2 separate regions of the Mus musculus genome follow, and region 1 is linked to region 2. The links are chromatin loops, found by intact Hi-C in ENCODE. Cell type or tissue: heart. All regions are shown on one strand. Links, peaks and the distances in the headings refer to the core of each region. The heading gives the core; the rest is flanking DNA.

The links. A loop is a pair of places that touch in the nucleus more often than their neighbours do. Peaks named below come from ENCODE experiments on the same cell type or tissue, not always from the same donor. Only the 100,000 strongest peaks of a DNase experiment are listed, where the experiment ranks them.
Region 1: it touches region 2 in a loop (2.3-fold over the local background); 3 of 42 quality-filtered maps call a loop at or near these places.

Annotation. Positions count from the first base shown.
Region 1 is chr12:17,438,880-17,441,689 of GRCm38, reverse strand. The region is part of intron 1 of Gm36752 (a long non-coding RNA gene); the gene reads right to left. Among named protein-coding and RNA genes, the nearest start is that of Gm36752, 3.8 kb to the right of the region's middle. In heart, for the core only: no CTCF peak of the experiment used is centred there; DNase peaks (open chromatin) are centred at 49 and 1,269; H3K27ac peaks cover 540 bases.
Region 2 is chr12:17,365,623-17,368,432 of GRCm38, reverse strand. Nol10 (nucleolar protein 10) reads right to left here. Exons shown (of 21, transcript NM_001008421.1): 10 at 46-124. Among named protein-coding and RNA genes, the nearest start is that of Mir3066, 12 kb to the right of the region's middle. In heart, for the core only: a CTCF peak has its summit at 1,281; a DNase peak (open chromatin) is centred at 1,262.

The DNA.
Region 1 (2,810 bases), core at 35-2,534, 73 kb before region 2:
ACATGGTAAATGAAATGAGCTAGACACAAAAGGTCAGGACTGGACGAGCCCATGCGATGAGGCAACTTCACAGTCAGCAACTAGAGCAAAGGTCGACAGCAGCTGGCCAGATTAGCAGTCAAGGGGCACAGGGTGTCAGCAGGGCAGTAACGAAGCTTTGGAGGAGTACAGTGGAGATGCCACACAGTGGCACATACTTAGTGCCACTGAATTTCATGTTTAAAAGAGGGTTCAAGTAAGGGCTAGAGACAATGGCTTTGCAGTGAAAGGAGCTTGTGTTCCAGAAGGACCCAAGTTCAGTTCTCATTACCCACATGGGGCAGCTCACAACTGCAAGTAACCCTCTTCTAGCCTCCTCAGGCACCTGCACACATGCATACTTACATACACACACACACACACACACACACACACAAATTTAGATTTATTTTCATTTCATGTGCATTGGGGTTTTGTGCATATATGTCTTTATGTCTGCATGATGGTGTCGGATTCTCTGGAACTGGAGTTACAGACAGTTGTGAGCTGCCATGTGGGTGCTGATAATAGAACCTGGGTCCTCTGGAAGAGCAGCCAGTGCTCTAAGTGCTGAGCCATCTCTCCAGTCCCATACATATAACATTTTAAAAATCTTTTAAAAAAATGTTTAAAAGGTCGTATGACACATACCCCAAATGGTGGTTATTTTGTCAATGTGAGAGTCTAGAATGTAGGAGAGAGACTTCTGCATATGCCTGAGAGAGTTTCTAGATGGGATGGTTGTGGTGGGAAGATGCACCCACACTGTGGGCAGCACTATTCCCTGGCTGGGGTCCTGCACTGAATCCAAAGGACAAGGAGAGCTGAGTGCTAGCGTCCACCTCTCTGCTTGACTGCAAATGCAATGGGATCTGGTGCCTCAGGAGTACCCCTCCACGATGCACTGACTTCCCTAACAGTGACCCCAATAAACCCTTTCTCAAGTTTTCATCATGATTCACCGTGCGAAGTGGAGCTGGGCCCAGGTGCCAAACAGACGAGTATGGCAGTGGAGCGGGAGGCTGGCTCTGCTGCCTGGCTCTCCCTGGACCTGCAGATGTGACTCCTTCGGGCACTGGCCTTTTGCATGGAAACCACTTAAGAGCCAGAAGGGAAATTCAAGTTGAGTCATTACTGCAGGATGTGCAAAGGCAGTACCGGCAGGACCTCCCCCCCTCAACTTGGCATCCTCAGAGGAAATGATTTTGTTTTGCAGCCTCCCCTGTCACCTAGCCTGCTCATCGGGGACAACTGTGTTTCCTATCTTAAGACATTTCCAAATGGGGCGTGCTGGCGAGCACTTCTACAAATACATCCGGGAGGAGCCGGCCACACTCCAGATCTGGGGCCCAGTGCCTCCAGGGCTTCTACAGGAAAAGGCTGCAGCTGGCAGGAAGCCTGGGGTCTCCTAGCTTGCTTTCTGGGCAATTAATTAATTAATTAAAATTTAAAAACGGTACCAGAATAGAGCAGATTGGAGGCCACTCAGTCCCCAAAGGGTGCTCACTCCCTTTGCTCCCAATGAAATCAAGACCCCGGGAGGATCCTGTTGTGTTTGCTTGGGCTTCAGCCTCCTCTTTCTTTTCCCAAGTGCCTAGAAACCCACAGATCCACCCATGGGATTCCCCTGCACGCGCCTTTAGCTCTGAAGGCCTACCAGGAGCAACAGCTTTTGCCCCAAGCCCTGTGGAACGTTCTCACTGTCCCACTTCCTCAGCTCCATTCTCTATCAATATTTCCAAGTCCACCGATGTCATGTGCCTGACTGGGGCCCTGGCAGGAAGGATAAGAATAATATCCAGATGGGCATCCCATCTCTTCTCCTCTGATATACCCCACTGCTACCTCTGTCCCCTCAGTTAAATGCAAACCCTGGTATAAACCTGCTCATTGCCCTAGAGTGTGTGTGGTCATCACGGTCCTTGGGGTTCTGCGGGTGAGGGCACAGGATGGCATGGCAGCGTTTCCAATGGTATCGCCATGGTTACCGGGAACCCTTGCCTGAATAGTTGGTAGCCCTCACCTAACTCAGGCAGGTTGATGGCTTCCGCTCCCCAGGAAGGGGACATACATGTTCTGCTCCTGGCCTTTGCCCATTATCACCGTGGTCACCTAGTATCACCTGGCCAGGAGTCAAGCACTCAGTGTTCTTCTGGGAACCTGCCATTGCTGGGGGTGGCTAAAGTGAGGGTTAAGTCAAGAGCTAGGCCTGTCAAGAGCGGAGCTAAGATGTTAAAGAGTAGGGGTGGGGTGGGGTGGACCACTCTAGGATGGTGCCCTATGCACTGAATGTGCCCTGAGAACTCCCAGGCTGTGGGCACTCAGAGGAGATGTGGGTGCAAGCCATAGCAGTCTCATGGTACACACATTCCCTGCCTCTCTCCTTACCTCTTTTAACAGGGAGCTCTGCTTAGTTACATTAAAGGCAATGGCTCTTCACTTGTAAAGCCAACCCCTGAGGGGAAATCACAATTTTTCAGCAGAAATGTCTTCAGTGACTCTTCAAAAAGTGTCTTGCTCTCATTCCCTTCATGGTGAGAAGCTCACAGGACTGGAACAATCCAGGCTTGAGACTCTTCACCAGCTAGTGCCCCAATAAAGGGGGCTCTCCCCACATCTGACCTCCCCAGTGAAGTCCCACCCAGGCCAGGCCTCCTGCTTCTGCTTCTATTTCTTCCCTCTGCAGGACGTTCTGTTAGGGAGCCTCAGTGTTCTGTGTTGGCCTCAGCCAGTTCTCTCTGAAGTATACTTCCTCTGTAGGTCCTAACCACACAAGGGGCTTTATTGCCATT
Region 2 (2,810 bases), core at 172-2,671:
TACACATCCAAAATACTGGCTCACATGCTCACATGTGACATTTACCTGCCCTGTGGATGTTCCAACTGCCATGCTCAAGGCTCCATTAAACTTCAATGCAGAGATGGTGGGTAAGCTGTTTATCCTGAAAAGCAAGTGTTTGTCCTCACTTCAAATCTAACAAGGAAAATCATGTTACCAGCTATTTGTTTATAACTCTATCCAAACTTTCATAATAAAAAAGACATTTCCCATACAAATGTAATCCCATAACCCACCTTCATCTTCCATTCTATTCAGATAATAGAACACTGTTTTCAGAAACTTCTCCAGGATATCTTTCTCTCTCTCTCTCTCTCTCCCTCTGTGTGTCCGTGTGTGTGTGTGTGTCCGTGTGTGTGTGTGTGTGTGTGTGTGTGTGTGTGTGTGTGTGTGTCCGTGTGTGTGCAGGGGCACCAGGGGTCAACATCAGATATCTGCGATCCATGTGTGCTTTGGAATAGAATGTTCAGTGATTCTGGAGTTTGCTGGTCAGGGACTCCCAGGGACCTTCCTGTCTCCATCTCTCCAGATCTGAGATTAGTGACTGGTTTATATGGATGCTGGGGATCTAAACTAAGTCATGTCTTTCACAGCTAGCACTTTATTGAATGAGCCATCTTCCCAGCCCTCAAACATCCCTATCATTCTCAGAGAAACAATTTATCTTGGGATATGGGTGGGTATGCTTACTTCTGATGTAAAACCAACTTCACCAAGGCAGGAGAGAGAGCTCAGTTGTTAACAACATGCACTGCTTCTGCAACGAACTCAAATTTGAATTCCAGCCAGCATCCAAGTCAGGTGGCTCACAACTACCTATAACTCCAGCTCAGGAGATCTGACACCTTTGCTCTCTGCAGGCACCTGCACTCATGGGCACACACACATATTCAAAATTTCAAATCGTTTTAAAAATAAAATAGATCAACCTCATTCATCTAAAATAAAAGCCTAAGACCTAAATCTCGATGGTACTGAAGAACAAAAGGTACGGCTACAATTCTATACGTGCTTCTCATGCACCAGCTACAGACACGAGCGCCAAAACATTAAGGTAGAAAAAAGAGATTAGGTCAGAAGTAGACCAGAGCTGGCTGTGCTGATGCCTGCCTGCAATCCCTGCACTCAGGAGGCTGAGGTACACTACACAGTGAGATCATGTCCCGCAACAACAAGTAGAAACCAGCTCTGCACCCAGCCCTTCAAGGCCAGACCATGCCCGGAGCACTAGCAAGCCTCTCCTGCCACCTACAGCCTTAGCCTGGTGCTGCACTGAGCAGCGGCTGGAGAGGAGGCTGCTGCTCCTCAGACTCCATCACCTACTCTTCAAAATGAACTTCAGAATACCTGTTCATACAGAATTATCTTCCTACTCCTCCCAGGCTTATTTCATAAGGCAATTTTATCACTTTCTTCAGACAGGTTAATGACTCCTTCAATAATTGTAGTTTATGTTATGAGAACTTTTCTGCCACCTCCTCCTCCTCCTTCTGGGGAATTGCTAAGATACCAAATTCACTGACTTCTGCACATTCATTTCCTAACCAGCTCCTGTAACTCTCCTATTAATTCTCCCTGGCTTCCAGGCAAGTCTGCTGACTTTCTCAGGCAGACAGTCAATCATGGAAAAGAAAGACAGCCTGCTCTATCCAGTACTTCTAGCTTTACTAAAATTACTAAATTTACTAAATAACACAAGTGACAAGCTACAAGGTTTGTAGGAAAAGCATAAAGCTAAATTAAAAAGAAAAATACAGGGGCTAGGGAGATGGCTCAGAGGTTAAAAACACTGGCTGCTCTTTAGAGGACCAGGGTTTGATTCCAAGAACCCATCCATAACTCTAGTTCCCGAGGACCCAACCCGCTCTTCTGGGTTTCATGGGTACTGTACTTATGTGCAGACACAAACAGACATACGTAATTAAAAATAAATAAATCTTTAAAAAATACAATACAATACAATAAGATCACTTGAAAAAATCAGCAGAAGAAAAACCAGCAATCTTTAACATTTTCTTATGCCTCTGGATGTTCTTCTGATGACAATAAACACATATGGTCATGGTCATTGTCCTTTTATAAAAATGTTATAAGAGCCGGGCGTGGTGGTGCACACCTTTAATCCCAGCACTCGGGAGGCAGAGGCAGGCGGATTTCTGAGTTCGAGGCCAGCCTGGTCTACAGAGTGAGTTCCAGGACAGCCAGGGCTATACAGAGAAACCCTGACTCGAAAAACAAAAACAAAACAAAAAAAATGTTATAAGAATTTAATAAAACTCTATGACAACTGTATGTTTTTCTTTCTCACTGAAAGGTATATATCTAAAAATGGGTATTTATATACCCTTCCCTACACTAACATACTTCTGAAACAAAATTCTCAAAAGCTGAACAATGAGTATGTCATTGATGGAGAGTTTTCTTTCATAAAACACATACAATTAAAGTACCTAACAAGACGTCACTTTCTGTACATAAAGAGCTCACCAAAGTCTCTGGTAAATAAACATCCAGTACTAAGGTAGGGGTAGGGTGCTGCAATCAGTCCCAGCATTTGGGAGGAAAAGCATTAGGAGTGCAAGGCCATTCTCAGCCACGCAGGAAGTCTGAAGGCAGCCTGACACTTATGTTTTAATATAAAAAGAGAAAAAAAATCACTACCTGTGAAGCAGTCAGGTAGCTCTAGTTAACTGCTACCTCTGTTCTTTCTAATAACAATAAATCGGGAGAGGTGTCTGTGTGTCTACTATATACCAGATACCCAGGAGACTCCCTCAGACCCAGGAGTT